2 separate regions of the Homo sapiens genome follow, and region 2 is linked to region 1. Evidence: chromatin loops called from intact Hi-C (ENCODE). Cell type or tissue: B cell. All regions are shown on one strand.

Region 1 (8,000 bases):
TAATGCAGTGATTGCTAATATATATATTACACAGAGGAAGGATGGAGGGACGCTTTCTGTATAGGAAGGCCTCACACAGTACCATCTGAAATGGGTCTTTATGGATAAGTTGGACTCTGACAAGGAAGGAAGAGAAATGTTAGGCAGAAGGACTCACACATCATAAGCCAACACCCTGCGTTTGGAGGGGGGCTGAAGCAGGGGCCGCCTAGGGAAGTGTGCGGGAAAGAGACTGGGAAGGTAAGAGGGGCCATACCATGAAGGGCTCGGTTTGCCTGACTGAGAAATGAGACTTTATCTCTGAGGCCTCAGAGGTTCCCAGTAGCAGGAGGTGGGGAGACATGACCATATTTGCTTTGGAAAGAACTATGGTGGCTGGGTAGGGGACACAGAGGAGGGGAAGTTGGAGCAAGGAGACGATTAGCAGTCACTCCAAATAGGAAAGTCACACATGGATAAATGGCACCATATGGCAAAAACAGTGAAATCTTCAACGTCAAAGGTGAGCCCCAGAATCACTAAAAACTAAATCCTAGGTTGGGTTCCCTGGCCTAGGCGATTCCTCCGCCTCTGTGCAAGAGTCACCATGAACCCTATCTCTGCCTTCCAGCTGCCGTCCAATCCAAGATAAAGGTGAGTAATCCAAAGGAAAGAGCCCCGAAAACCAAAGGGAATATTTATTTTAAGTAGTTTGACGTCTGTAGGAAGGGGGAAAAAAATCTACCAAGGCCTGAATGGGGAGCCATGACATTCACAGAGCCTAGCCATTGTGTAAAGAGAAAAGTTCCTCAAGATTATGTTTGTCCAAGAAATCAGACAGTTTACGGTCCCCAAGTCAAAACACTCAAGGATTGGAAGCCAGAGTTTCCTGGGCTGAACCCAGTTACTAACTAAAGTGAAAAGGAAAGAGTAATGAGATGCCATGAATTGTTGTTAAGCGGGTGGAGTTGGTTGCCAAGGCTTGAATCCAGCAGATGCAACAGCAGAAACTGGGGCTTGCCAGGCCCCCCGCCCCCGCCCGCTGCCCCACCGCCCACCCTGACCTGGCGCTGCTGGGGTCACTGTGACTGGACCTACTCACAGCTGCAAACACCCTCCCGCCATGGGACACGGGGGAGCTTGAGCCTGGCTGAGTCATGTAAGCCAGCCAGATCAGTGCCAGGCTCGCCCCAGAAATCAAAAGAGACCCCTCTCTTCTTGCTACTTGGGTGACAGTCTATACTGGTGTCCTGCAACAAATGACCACCAGAAGGAGCATGCCAGCCCTCCTTTGTCCTTATTGGAGGTGTTGTGAGAGGTGGGGGAGATTTTATCACCTATAGGAGAAGAGGATAAACCCAGGAAAACCGTTCATGTAAGGACAGTAGGGAGGAAAAGGGGAGGAGAGAGAAAGAATGACAGGGAGGCTGCCACGCCCTTCCAGAGCCTGCTCTCCTCCTTCCTCACCTAGCTCCTTCCACATCTACCCTAAATGAGCTCAGGAGCTGAACTTGGTTGCCCACAGAGTTCTTATCAGGACCACCCTGGCTGAAACACTGAGGGAAGAAATAGGGACAGCGATGAAGAAAGAGTGCTGCTTGACATTGCCATGTCCCATCTGTGCGTCAAGTCACTGAATGTGACCTGTTTGCAGTAAGTTAGAATCCAGCTGCCGCCTGAGAAAGAAATACACCAGGCCCCTCTGGGCAGGTTGTGTGTGTCTGGGGTTGCCCAGTGACCCTGGAGATTGCTCAGATGTCTCCCACGTGATCACACCCCGGTGGCCTTCAGAGAGGTATACACTCTGAATTAGGGCCACTGATGGAGTGGCAAGGTGTTTGGGGCTTGAAGATTTGCCAAAGTGTAAGTCTTAAAGATTGTATTTGTGGAGAGATCCTGAAATGTCTCCACATTTGGGAGATATTTGTGTTTGAGGGTTACAGAGCAAAGATTCTCTTATCAGCACAGCACGGGGTACAAGAATGGCAAGTTTAGCTCAGCAGTCAAAGTCATGAGAAATTCAGAGGGAGGTGTGAAATTTCTTCTTAAAACTGAAAAGCAAAAACATTTCACAAACAAACGAAAAAGGAAAAACCACAGCTAAAATCCGTAAACTATTAACTATATCTGTTTATTAACAACAACAAAAAAAAAAGCAGATGGAGAGCTTTTTCGTTAATAAGCTAAAAAGTTCGTGTTTTTGTTTTCTGTAAGCCTGTTTTAAAGAAAGCTCCATTTCTCATGACTGACCTTCTGAGAATAGAATGAGGTGTTTTCTGCAGTGGAGTCTGATTCTTTCATCACTACCGAAGAGCACTGAGTGATCACCCACACTGCATGGCAGAAAACAGAATGTACTGTTATACCGCATTGATGCCATCAAAGTGTTTGTGGAGTGTAAAATTAATATTCGGCTTATGAGGGTAGGCCGGGGGAGAGGGTGGGTGTTGTTTTGCATCCCACATCAGGACACCCTGTATTTAAACACACTTTGTGTCATCGAGGGTGCTTTCAGAACCCATGCACCCAGAACCAAGTTCGGCCGTCAGCCACATGGAAAGGCAGCACCCCATCCCTTCCCCTTAGCACTTCCTGACCCTTCTCCTTTTGCTTCCTACTCCTAGTTTTCCCCCTTCCGCAAAGAAAAGAGTTCTAAACCAGATCACAGTAAGACCTTAGGGATGAAAGTAGCCATCCCCTTCTGAAGGTGTTTGCATTCTACAGAATGGAAGGATTCTGGCCAGGGCTGCAGCAGGTAGTGGTGAGCATGAAGCCAGGAAGGCTAAGATCAAAATCGGGGACCCTGCGGGAGATTGGAGGGGACTTCTGAGTGTACCTCACATTCCATCAGATAGGCCCTAATCATTTTGCCAAAGGGAGGGATTTGAGGGGATCATAGCAAAGGTTCTCTTATCAGGACAGCCCCAGGAAGCCCTGCAAAGGTGAGGAGAGACAGCCAATGAAGGATGAAGCTGTGTGAATTTTAGCTTCAGCCTCAGGTTCTGCTCAGCAAAAGTGGAAGATCTGGTCATTTATAGACTCCTGGACTTAAATCAAAAGAGCCAGAACCTCGACATAGCGACTCCAGGAGCTAGGTGACACTGAAGTCACCTTACCCCTCCATATCCTGTAAAACAGGGATGATCACAAGAGAAAGTTGTGGAGCTGAAATGGGCTGATGCACTCGAAGGCTTTTTCACTCAGAGACGGTCAGAAGACATTTGCCAGATGATTTCCAGATGTGTCAGAATGGGGAGCACTCTCTTTTGAGCAGGATAGCTCTCTCCCACACTTAATGTATGCCTGAGAGGAGAGAGAGAGACAAAGAATGATCAGACTGTACACCATTTGTGGACAAAGGGTCATCATAGGGCTTTGACAATTCTCCAAGAGCACTGGTTCCACATAGAAGCTGGCTTCACAGGCTGGCATTGGGATTAGGCCAGAGGTCAGATAGTAGGTGTGGCAAGGCCCCAGGTGGGCTAAGGCTGGCCATGGAGACAGGTGGGCTTTCCTGTTGAATGCTTCCAGGGAAGTCATGCCGTCTGGAACCTCAGATTTGGCAAATCAGCAAAGGAAAATTGGTCGCAATTATTTTCCAGGGCTTCCATGCTCTCTGATGTGTTAGATCCTTGTTAGCATTAACCAGAGTTAAACATTTGTTTTATTCTGTGGATGGAGAGACAGGTTTTAGAACACCTTCCCTGACAAGGTTAAGGTTGCAGGTTCTGAAAATTATCTCCGGTCTCCAAAGTTTTTGTATTTCAGTGTCTTTGGTGCTTTTTTGTTTTGTTCTATTTTGAAGTAACTTTATAGTTTTTGTTTGTTGTTTTTTTTTTTTAAGTACAGATATGTTGAGCACAGAAAAAAAAAAAAAAAAAAACATTGCAATAACCTTGACTTCTGAAAAGTCCTCTCATTCTTCCAGGGGAGGAATTTTGTTTTTCAGGAACTGTTTTTTCATAAAGACAAAAGTCTTAGCAGTTTGGATTTCGGCCTTTGAGTTTTTCTTTTCATCATGTGTAATTTCAAATTGTACTGAGGTCCTTCCTCCTGGAACCTAGCGAATACAGCTCAATGGCGCCCCCTGAAGGCCAACGTAGAGGGGTACAGTAAAAGAGGATAAAATGAGGAACCTCCAGCCCTCCGTATCCGACCAGCCAAGACAAACCACCATCTAGGCCCAAAGGCAGGTTAGCGTGTGGCAAAACCCAATAGCTGCATTCAAAACCCAGTTCTGACAACAACAAGCTATTTCTGCATGTTCCCACATAGTTGAGAAGAGATTGAGCTTTGGCATAAAACAGGTCAAAGGCCTTGGATTGAATTCCAGCACAGACAAGTTACTTAATCTCTCTAACTCACTTTCTCTTTCTGTATAATGTAGAATACAAAGTGATTTTTTTAATTGCTTACTATGTGCAGGCTTTGTCCTAAGTGTTTAGCATGTGTTAGCTCATTTAGTTCTTGCTAAAACCCTCTAGTTTGTGTGCTATTAGTACCCACTTTGTACAAATAAGAAAACTAGGGCCTGGAGTGAGTCAGAAGCCTTCACAGCTGCTAACTGAAAAAAACAGGGCTGAACGCATGTGGTGCAGTCCGGAGCCTGGACTCACCGCCACATGTCACACTGATGCCCATACTTACCAGGTGGGACCACCGTGAGGACTAGAAAGAGAAATGTCAACCACATAGCCCTGGACTGGCACAGAATAAATGCCCAACAAATAATAGCCATAATTATTCCCATTCTTGGTCGACCACCTTAATAAAAGCTACCATAGAGGCAGGGAATCAGTAAGAAGAGATGACTAAGAGGATGCTTACTGCATGTAGGAAAATCAGTTAATGCTCGTGTGACTGGCTTATTTCCCTTTGCATACTGTCCTTCAGGTCCATCCATGTTGTCACATATGGCACGATTTTCATTTTTTTTTAAGGCCGAGTAATATTCCACTGTCTGTATCTACCCATTTTCTTTATTCGCCCATTGATGAACATTTAGGTTGTTTCCACATCTTAGCTCATCTTGACAGTGCTACAATGAACATGAGCATGTTAATATTTCTCCAAGATCATGATTTCAATTCTTTTGGATAAATACCTAAAAGTGGAATGGCTGGATCCTATATTAGTTCTGTTTTCCTCTTTTTGAGGAACCTCCCTACTGTTTTCCATAGCGGCTATACCATTTTACATTCCCACCATCTGCGCCAGAGTTCGAATTTCTCCACATCCTCACCAACACTTTTTATCTTTTGTTCTTTTGATAACAGCCATCCTCACTATTGTAAGGTGATATCTCATTATGGGGAAAAATTATATGAAAAGGAAGCATCAAATTAATAGGCAAGAAAACCAGTACATAGTATTTGGACAGTTGGCATATTACTTAAAAATTATGTATGAATCCAAAAAATTAATTAACTCTTACTATATTAGTATTCTGATTGTTGACATTAACCTGTAACAATAGGAGAAAAAGTTAGTTCAGGAATCACTTCCCAATTACATCTGTTACAAATGCAAGGAGAAACAAATACAAGGAGAAACTCCTTTGCATACAATATTTTAAAGAAAAGGACAGGTGAGTTTTGGGATGCGAGGAGAGGGGCAAGAAACTGTCTTCTGTGTGGAGAGGGATCTTGAAACATATCTTCCAATGGGAGGCCAAATGCAGGGGGGCATTGCTTTCAAGAAACTAAAGGTCCTGAGTGCCTCCCAGGATAGCAGTTAATGAGCATGAGCTGGGTTTTCAAGAAGTCTGAATCTATTCAACTACAAAGTAGCTTCCTTCAACTGTAGCAGCCTTGAGAACTTGTGTTCTGCACCTACAGAGACCCCTTCTGCCCAAATACTGGTGGTGCAATGCAGCCAACCGCTGCATCTCCCAAAAGATGCCGGGAAAGAGGCAGACACCCAAACCCACCCTGGGCCTGGGCAGACCCCTCTAGCCTCTGACAAGTCCAGGCACTGCTCAGACCTTCACATGCACACCTAGGGCCCCTTCATTATTCAGCAAGCTCTTCCCAGGCTCCCATCTGGCATCAGGCATGGTGCTGGGAGCTGCTGGGCACACGGATGAGCAGGTGGTGACCCTTTTCCATCAGCTACCCAGAGCCAGCTGCAGAACAGCGCCGAGAGCACATGCCTATAATGTGGGGCAGAGGGTCACACCGAGGACTCTCCCAGAGGGGAGTTATTTGAGCTGCTCTGGAGCAATGCAGACAAGAGGGTACAGAGCACAGAGGCCTGGGGTGGGGACTCCCAGGGACCAGGAGAGGCATGAGGTGGGAAGTGGGGAGCCAGGCTAGAAAGGGCCTTGTGAGTCCTCTGGGGGAGTTGCAGCTTGTCCTATTAGCCATGTGCAGGCTCTTTGGTTTTCAGAGAATGAGGATCATTCACAAGGGTGACTGGAGCTCCTGCGGGATGTGCACACCTGGCCTGAGGTTGAGATGACACAGAAAGAGTCACAGGGCCGGGGTCTCCCGCAGAGCTAGTCTTCTGTTTGAGTGTCATTTATCACCTCTTTCCAGAGGACAAGATGATGGCTTTATGACCAAAGGGGCTGGCTATGGAGGCCTCTCTTAATTTCTAATTGAGAGCCCATAATCACCACAAAGAAAAGCCTCTACCACCCAGGACTTCCGGGGAGACTAGAATCCGACTCAGAGGTGTTTTGTAACAAAACAGGGGTGGAGAAGATTAAAAAAAATCAAAAAAACAAGAAGGTTAGGAAAAAAGGCATTACTAAATTCTCCTTCATAGTACATAAGGTTTTTAAGGTAGGTAAATCACATCAGCCCAGCCACACTCAGTGACCTTTGTGATGGAAGAGGTGACCACTGGGCCAGTAAAGAAGTCACAAGGGTCCCAGGCCTGACCTTTAGCATTTCTGTGATTTTTAAATATCCATAAAACAAAGGTCTGTATGAGACCCAATGGAATCAGAAGCCCAAGTCCCAGCTCAAGTGGGGCCTGGCCACAGCAGGCTCTGGCAAGTCTCTGGCCCTGCAATAAGCCCTGGGGGCTTCCCCGGGCTCTGGGCCTTGCCTCCTATGCTCTGGGCAGCCTGGGTCCACGGGAGAGGAGTGAAAGTCTATTTGGCAAAAAGAACCAAACAGAGGGTTGCTCTGCTTGTCGAGAAAGCAGCACCATTGTCCTGAAAACCTCTACCTCCAGATCCCCGGGGATAACCTGAAGCCTGGAACATCACTGATGTCAGCCTCGTGAACACCCTGTCTTCTCCCACAAGCTCAGTGAAGGAAAGTAGATGGCCTCAAAAGCTCCTGTTACCATGCAGGTGCTCCAAGTCAGGTCACAGGCCGCCTCCCCGGGTCCCCATCCCTGGCTTCGTCATAATCCTGGCTGCCCAGTGACAGCTCTCTTTCTGGGAAGGAGCAGAAAATGGGGCTCCCTGATGTCCTGAAGGGGTTTAGCCTCAAAGCTTCTTGCCAGGCTGGGAACAGATAGAGTGGCCACTTATTAGGAGTTAAGAGGTCAGTATAGGTGCAGAACAGTGTTTTTAAAAGTGTGTCAGGAGCCAAGTAGACACATGGAAAACACAATTCCTGATAGTCTCACTTTTTTTCATGAAATGGGAATTAAAAGATTGTTAGAACGGGGACTGAAATAGTAAAAGAAAGCTTGAAGTGAGGGGGTAGAGGTGTGAACTAGGTAGTAAGGGTCATGGAAGAAAAAGCTGACCTAGAACAAGTGAAAGAGTTGGTGAGAAGCTCTGAATTCTAGCTGAGTTAAAAGACGATGAATTTTAGTTGTAAAGTTGTAGTTTTTAAAAAACTACAGTTTTTTTTTTTTAAGTCAGCATGGTTGTGTGATTTGTTTTATCCCTATTCTGCTTCTCAAGGTGTAAGATCAAAAGCAATGACTTGTAGCATTGAGCCAGGCTTGGGAATTCATTGGATGTGTGTGAAATTTATTCAGTTGACAAATATTTATTGTTTTTGCAATGCACTACTCTGAATATGAAGGGTGGAAAAAAGCAATACAAACTCTGCCCT
Region 2 (8,000 bases), 440 kb before region 1:
GTTTCCTACAATTCTCTCACGCACGTGCATGCACGTGCGTGTGCACGCGTGCACACACACACACACACACACACACACACACACAGCTTGTAGACTCTTCGTTATGGGGAATGTCAGGAAACCACACCCTGAAAGATTTTCTCTGTCTTACAATATTAAGGGATCATGACCATATTAAAGTCCCTTCCAGTACAGGGTTTGTCCATGTGAGCTTCTGAGAACAGGCGAGCTGTGGTTTTCTCACTAGCACAGAAGAGGTGAGAACACAGCCTTGGAACCCCTCCTTCTCACCACCGACCCTCATCAAAGGGCGTATGCAGTGCTCACAACCAGTCCTGGATGAGAGGGCTTCAGGCACTCAGGAGAACCAGTATCTAGACCACAGAGCAGCAGGGAGAGTGTGGCCACCTAAAGATGTGAAGGCACCGTAAAGACCCACTTGAATCTTTGCTCACCTCAACGCCATCCAACAATTGAAGCCTGGGCAAAGTGAAACACCCATCTCCTGATTCAGTCTCTTGGCTCTTGGTGAGCCAATGCTCACCTCTTGGCTTGAAGTCAGAGTGAGGGGTGTCAATAGGACTCCCTTATGTCCCACTTTCCCCACATTTCAGTTCCTGGCCCTGGACCCCACTCTCCACTTGACTCCATCCCAGATAGCTGATGCTGGTTCTCCCACATCTCCCCTATCAGGCAGCCAATGCTGTTGCCTAATTTAGCACAGAGTAAATTTATTTTGCCTTTATACTTTTACAATATGTTTAAAAAATGTGGACTCTGTTTCTCAGTTCAAATGTGATAATTGATTATGTCACGTTGAAAGATCAGTTATCTGTGATCTCCTGAAATAGACATATTAATGTTTGAAATTTCTGAAATGATAACACATTTCAAATAGCTTTTTAAAAAGATTACCATTCAGTTGCATGTCCCTGAACTCCTGTGGCAGACAATTCTACCATTTTTCATTTTCTTCCTTTTGCTATGAGGTGGCACTACGTGACCTAGATTTGACCAATGGAATAAGGGTGAAGCTTATATATCAGAATTTCTGGCCTGGCCCCCGGAATCCCATGATCTGCTCTCTGCTTGTTCATGATTTAGCAGATTGAAGAGAATCTGGAGAACTGCAACTCCCTGGAGTCCATCGAGTCAGCAGATGGGGGACTTCTGAGTCCCCACTTCAACAAATGTGATACAATGGACGAAGTATCACTTCTCCACCATTATGGACTGACGTTGTATACAAATATGAACGAGAAGTAGATCTTGCTCCATTAAGCTTCTGAAATGTTAGCATGATTTGTTACAGCAGTGGGCCTTTATTGAAGAATCCTAGCCCATTTCTAGAAATTCCCGTCCTGACTCTGATCCGCTGCACAAAACTCACAAGTTCTCTTGTCCCTAAGGCTATTTCTTTGTGGCTTTATGGTCTTGACCTTCCCTAGCCTCACTGAGCTGTTGCCTGAGCCCCAGCTTTGACAAGAAGTAGCTATCTGTAATATCTTTATATAAATAGCCGGGGCTGAAAGAAAGACTGTGGGAAAAGAGAAAATTCTCCTCCCATACTCATCACTTCCCTCCTCTTACACCCCTGGTTTTAAGTGCCCATATTTTCTAGGTCTGAAATCTCTGTACATCTCTCCATAGAAACCTGATGATTTGTGGAATTATTGTTTAATTTCCTATTCTTTCATAAAAATTTGAGTTCATGCAGTTAGGTAAATATTTATTAAGAATTATCTGCCAAGTGTTCAGGTACTATATTTTTAATTTACTTTAAAAATAATGTACTTTATAAGAACAGACACAGTTTTATTTGAAGAGGTTAAAGAAATCGGGGCAAAAGAAGAAGGCAGAAGAAAGCTCACCTGCAAAATACACACAGTATGACCTGATGAACATGTGAGAGGTAGTCCACAAATTTGACAGTAATACATTTACTTCTTGAAAATAATGTAATTCAAAATCAAAATATTTGGGGATATTTTTGATATTCCATATTTTGTCCTTTCAGGTATTGGAGGTCCGCTTAAATGTGTTTTTCCATTCTGAATGGATATTGAAAAGCTCTCGAAAGCACAGATGCCTGGGCCACCACCAGCTCCTTAAGTCAGAATCTCTAAGGCAGGACAATTTAAAAGCCTTTAGTGATTTTTATGTATACCCAGGGTTGAGAATCACTGTTTTTCTAAGCATCTCCAAATACTGTACGAATTGGCATAAAAATCTCAAATATATTCATATTATGTCAATTAAAAATTATTTCAAAACTAAATATATTCAAGTCAAATATGACACATACACACATACACACACACTCTCATGTGTGTTGAATCAACTGTCACAAAAATCCCATGAAACCTCAACTAGAAATTACACAAAGGGGATAAGGATGATAGCCACCCCTCAGACTGTGAAAATTAATGAGATAATGGGTATAAAGTAAATATCAAACTATCCAATAAATGTCTATTGTTATTGTTGAAATAATAATTAGCAATTAAATATTAATTGACCTTCTTTGACCCCTGAACTCCTGCAGGTCATTTTCAAAACGGCAGCCAGAGTGATCTTTTTAAAATGTAAGCCAGATAATGTCATTCTACTCAAAACTATCCAAGGCCTTTTCATCTCGCATGGAATTAAAATCAGGGTTCTTACCAGGGCCTACAAAGAGCAGTAGGATATGCGCTGTCCTTTCTGATACACTCTCCACTGCAGCCTCCATAGTTCACTTTGCTCAGAGGGACAAGTTCTCGTGTTTCCTTGGACAGGCTGGACATTCCCCACCTTGGGGGCTTTGCACTTGGTTTTTCCTCAGCCTTCAAGGCTCATCCCACAGATATTCGCCTTCTCCTTCTTTATCTTCTGTAAGTCTTGGTCTAAACACTCTCTCCAGAGAGGAGGCTTCCCTCAACACTCCAGCCCCACCTAGGCCTCTTCTTTGCTCTATTTTTCTCCTCCACACATAAAATGGCTTGATAAAAATATATTTGTTTATTTCTTTAGTTATTTTTTCACCTCCCTTTCTCACTCTATTTTTTCTCTACAGTACTTGTAACTGTCTGATAAACTATGCATCCTATATATTCATTTTATTTAGAGTGAGTTCCATAAGAATGCTTATCTTCTCATTTACAACTGTACCTCCAGTAATAAAAAATTGCCAAGCACAAAGTAGGTCTTCAGTAAATATTGAAGTAAGAATTAGCTGTTCATCACAGAAATAAATAAAATTATCTCTGTGGCTGGTCTGATGGATAATTAGGCATTTGTTCTGCAACTTGAGGTGTAATCTTCAAGTTGTGATCCCGTGAAACATGTCGCAGAGCTCCTTACTAATCACAATCTGTGACTCCAACAGTTAAAGCCTGTGAGAACATGGGCACATTAATTAACTCTCTAATCCTATTTTCTGATTTTGAAGTGGAGATAAATCCACTTTATGATATGAGAGTTAAATGAGGTTGACATTTAATTTCTAGAACTCCTCATCTGAGTTTTGTGGTTGCTGTTGTTCTTTCAGGCCAGGGGATGTGGCTCCATCGCATGGAAGATGAGAACTGTGCCTTTGTATCTGGTAATTTGCTTATTTTATGGAGTTATCTTTCTCCATTCATATCCCTTGCTAGTGAAGTATGAATGATGACTTGACAGAAATATGTGAGAAGCTCCTGGCGATGAAGGAATTGGTTTAGATCGTGTTTAGGGAGGTTTCCTTCCTGCCCTGACAGGCTATGGCTCTTTCATTCACACCCTAGTGTTTCTATCTATCAGAACATCGGCAGACACCTCAGTTGGTAGAAGGGTTTGAAACGAAAAAAGAAAAGTAAATGTAAAAGGCAATTTTCCTTTTATCATATCCCTGTCCCCAAGGATTCTTGATTTATGAGTAGGTTTTACAAATCTCCATAATGCACAACTTAATAACTCTTTTGTGTTCTCTTGGCAAAAGGTTGCATAAAGAGGGTTAAATGACCAGCCATCTTCCAGTCCTTGGTGGCTATAAAATCCAAGGTATAAAAATAAAGCACAATGAAATAGTGTAAATAATAGGATGACATTTAGAAAAAAAGGAACTTGGGGAATAATAACTGGAAAAAACTTCCTTATGTTTTAGATCAGTTGGATGATGAAATAGTCTCTGAGGGAAATGGTGGGAGCCTTCAAGCTTGAGATATTTTGAAATCTGGTTGTACTGAGCCCCAAAGGTCAATACTACAGGATCATTTGTTTTGTTATGTTTTGTTTGTTTTGTTTTTAAAGAGAAGGCAGCAACATAAGTTAATAGGTATTTTTCACCCTAATGCCAATTTATTGAATCAGAACTTGAGACTGTGTCCCTTACTCAAGTAACATATTCATTTTTTAACCAAATGGCAATAGTCCCAGGGGTGGTTCATGTAGCCACATATGGTGGTTATTTCTGGAAACTTTCTCCATAAGTATATTGACACAGTTCCTTTCTTCCTCCCTCCCTCCCGCTCTTCCTTCCTTTCTTTCCTTCCTTCCTCCCTTCCCTTCTCTTCTTTTCCTCTTCTTCCCTCTGTCTCTTCTCTTCTTGCCCATCTATTTTGTTCTGTTTTGTTGTTTATTTCCAGAAACATATGAAAGGTTCAACAAACATCTTTTCCCTCATCCATCATCAACTCTTAAAGCATGTCAGATCTTAGACAGAGCCCCAACTGCAAGTGACTATATCCAAGTGCTCAGAAATGTCCTATATGATAAAGAAATACACAAAAGAAGTGGGAAGGTATAATTAAATAGCTAACAGAAAGTGGCTGTAAATCAATGAATTTATCACAGTAGTCTTTGCACTCAGATATATCATCTTTAAATATCAGCGATGTCTAAACAACACTTGAAGTCAATGGTAGTGGAAATTCAATAGAGATAAGCACAAAGTCTTCCCCAGTTCATAATTTTCCAAAATATCGCTCAACATATTTCAAATCTGTTATGTAATTTCTTTACTTTCCACTTGGCTTTGCTGTACACCAATTCAAAAAGCCATCTCTTCCTGCTTCTATTATACTGCCTTGCCCTGAAATGCATTTGGACGCAACTGAACCACAACGGTTCCCGCAGTAAAGGAGTGAGCAGAGGCAAGAGTAATCTTATGTAACAGTTACATAGGAAACAGCTGGGGAAGTGAGAGATCGGTACAGCCAAGGCCAGCCACAGGAAAGAAACACCCAAGCATCAATCATCATGTTCAGAAAATGACAATATTTAATTCTACCAGGAAAAAAAAAAAAAAAACTGAGGTGGTGAGGGAGCAGAGAATGGGTGAATGTCTGTCCAGGCTGTTAGACAAACATAGACTCTGGATTTATTTTGAATTTAGATAAATAATCCCTGCATCCTCAGCAGGAATTTTGTTCTGGGAAGTTTGTACTTCTGTTTACGTGCCTGCCCTGGGTCTCAGTGTGGGAGCAGGCAAATGGTTAGTGCCTGGCTTAAAGTTTACAGTGGAAAGCACTTCATCAACAAAGTGTATACATTCATTCAGCCACCCAAAAATGCAACATATATTTCTCTGGATTTTTAATTTCCAGTATCTATCAGATAAATATATGTATATTTACATTTATATATATATATGTATATATTTAAAATAAATATATTGTATATAAAAAATATATATATATATTATTTTTTCTTGCCCTCTCCAAGTTCTTAACCACTTTAATTAACTTACTAGCTCTCCCACATGATATGAGACATGATTCACCTTCTACTGGATATGAGCCTACATGAAATTCAAATAGAGAAACGTCCTTACTGTCTAAACCTGAAACCACAGGGAGAAAGAAAATAGAAAACTTTTCACATAAGACAGGTAATTTTCTTAACAACTACAGATTAATATATTTTTTGCTGTAAATTTTATAGGACATTCTGTAGCCCAATTGCAAGAGCAAATTTTTCACAATGTATGTGTAGGTTTCTACCTTCAGTTTTAGAGAATATTTAGTGAAATCAGAGATTTGTTTTATTTATTTGAATATCTTTATTGTCTGCAGTTTTATTACTTTTGGAAAAAAAGAGGAAAAATCCAGCCTCTTCTGGTTTGCAATCTAAGCTCCATTTTTTTCAGGCTATTTTAAAGAGACTTCCATTATGAAATCCATTCTCTAACATCTGCAAGACTTGTCTTTTTCTGGAAGAAGAGTGGTTATAGTAATTGAGTAATAGGGAGTGAGATATGTCTCAGCATTCTGCACATTTTATTAATCACCAAGTGGTAAATAGTAAGCCTCTGCCCTCTATTTATAGTATAATTGGATGTATTTCATGACACTGGCTACACATCTGGTCAAACTGTAAAGCACACTTGCAGCCACCTTCTCTTTTTGAACTCCTAATGTATCACAGACTACAGAAAGATGTCTGCAGATAATAACAGAAACACAAAGTAATGAAAACCTTCATGAAGGACACTTCCATGGATTGCCAGAGCATGTGTCAATCTATGAGAAACTTTGATGGATTCAGCGACCTTCTTGAATTAAACAACACAATAAAAGGTTTTAATGGTAATGTAAATTAAAAATGCAATGTTAAGTAAGGCCTTAGGGATCTTGGTGAGCAGAACTGTTGAGATGGTGTTCGCAACGGAGTCTAATTCTTTGCACAATCATACATTCACACACATCGGTATACAAACTCCTGAGTTCCCACATGTGGATTCACAATTTGTAAAAGATTCTGTTTTTCATTAGGCTGGGAAGAAATGTGTTCCACATTTCTTTAGGATTTGAATTCTTTATAGGGAGAGGGTGGAAAAAGGAATCTATCTGAATATTGGACTTCAAAAACATAAGAACCAAATAAAGAGATCTGCACTCCAGAGTATAACTAATTCCAAATTACTTTGCCCAGTGATTTTAAGAAGTGAGATTAAATGTAATAATGCCTACTTTCCCCAGGATTTGAGTTTTCTGGACAGCATTTACCAAATGGGACTGGTAGAGGGTGTAATAGTGCTAATAGAAATGGTACCATTCTTACCTTCCCTATTAGATCTTCAGTTAGATATTGGCAGCCCCATGGTGTTTGTGTTTACTAATCAATGCTAGTGGTTCCAGGAAGCATTTCACAGTATTAATGAATTACAGGCTTAATAAACCTGTTTTCCCCAATTTCATGACTTTCTAGGTCAGAAATTCTCAAATATTAATGTACCAAAGAGTCTCCTAAGTAGCTTGTGAAAAGTACAGATCCAAGCCATGCCCAAAGATGGAGTCTACATCTCAGTCTCAGATTCTGCGAGATATCCGTAGGGTATTCTGAGATACCCTACGGATAATCCAGATGCAAATGATCTCTAAAGTTCACTTTTAATAAATGCTGTTCCAGAGATATTTCCCTACTTCATCTTCTGTCTTCTCCAAAATCATAAAGCTATTGGGGGGAGAGGGTTCAGTAATTATGCTTATTCTTGATTGTTGGACAGTAAGTCACTTCAATAGCACTCCCTATAGCACCATCATATTTAGGGGCCTTAAAAAATAAGTTAGCCTTCAGTGAAACTCAATCAGTACTTAATCAATTACTCTACCCAAGGATGATTAGCATTCTTTTTGTTCTAAGACATAAATTAGATGGAGGATGAGAGTCATCAGTGAAATGGATGCCCTACTACCATAAAGTCATTTGGCATTATGTATTATAAGACATAAGTGTATTGTGATAAATTAATCCTATTATATTATTATATGACTATGTTATATTACTATTAATATGTCAAATAATTTGATATTCTTATGATAAAATGATATTCCTGCATGGTTGTATCAAATAGCTGTCAGATGAAAATTACGAGTTATTTATCTACTGTCACTAATCAATGATTTTACTATCAATAATTTGTGCTACTGGGAGATTTTATTGGAAACTATAACAAAAATAAGAGGTACTATCTATATGTTAAAAACTGATTTGATTGTATTATGCTTTTTTAGCTCTGATTACCTGAAAGTTATAAATAC

The links. Peaks named below come from ENCODE experiments on the same cell type or tissue, not always from the same donor. Only the 100,000 strongest peaks of a DNase experiment are listed, where the experiment ranks them.
Region 2: it touches region 1 in a loop (14-fold over the local background); 12 of 110 quality-filtered maps call a loop at or near these places.

The regions. Positions count from the first base shown.
Region 1 is chr11:128,626,492-128,634,491 of GRCh38, forward strand. No RefSeq gene overlaps it. Among named protein-coding and RNA genes, the nearest start is that of ETS1, 43 kb to the left of the region's middle. RefSeq lists an enhancer at 1,783-1,992. In B cell, CTCF peaks have their summits at 4,067 (motif pointing left) and 5,834; DNase peaks (open chromatin) are centred at 1,685, 3,290, 4,060, 5,800 and 1 weaker place; H3K4me3 peaks cover 2,805 bases; H3K27ac peaks cover 5,231 bases.
Region 2 is chr11:128,190,198-128,198,197 of GRCh38, forward strand. No RefSeq gene overlaps it. Among named protein-coding and RNA genes, the nearest start is that of LINC02098, 15 kb to the right of the region's middle. In B cell, a CTCF peak has its summit at 4,931; a DNase peak (open chromatin) is centred at 5,074.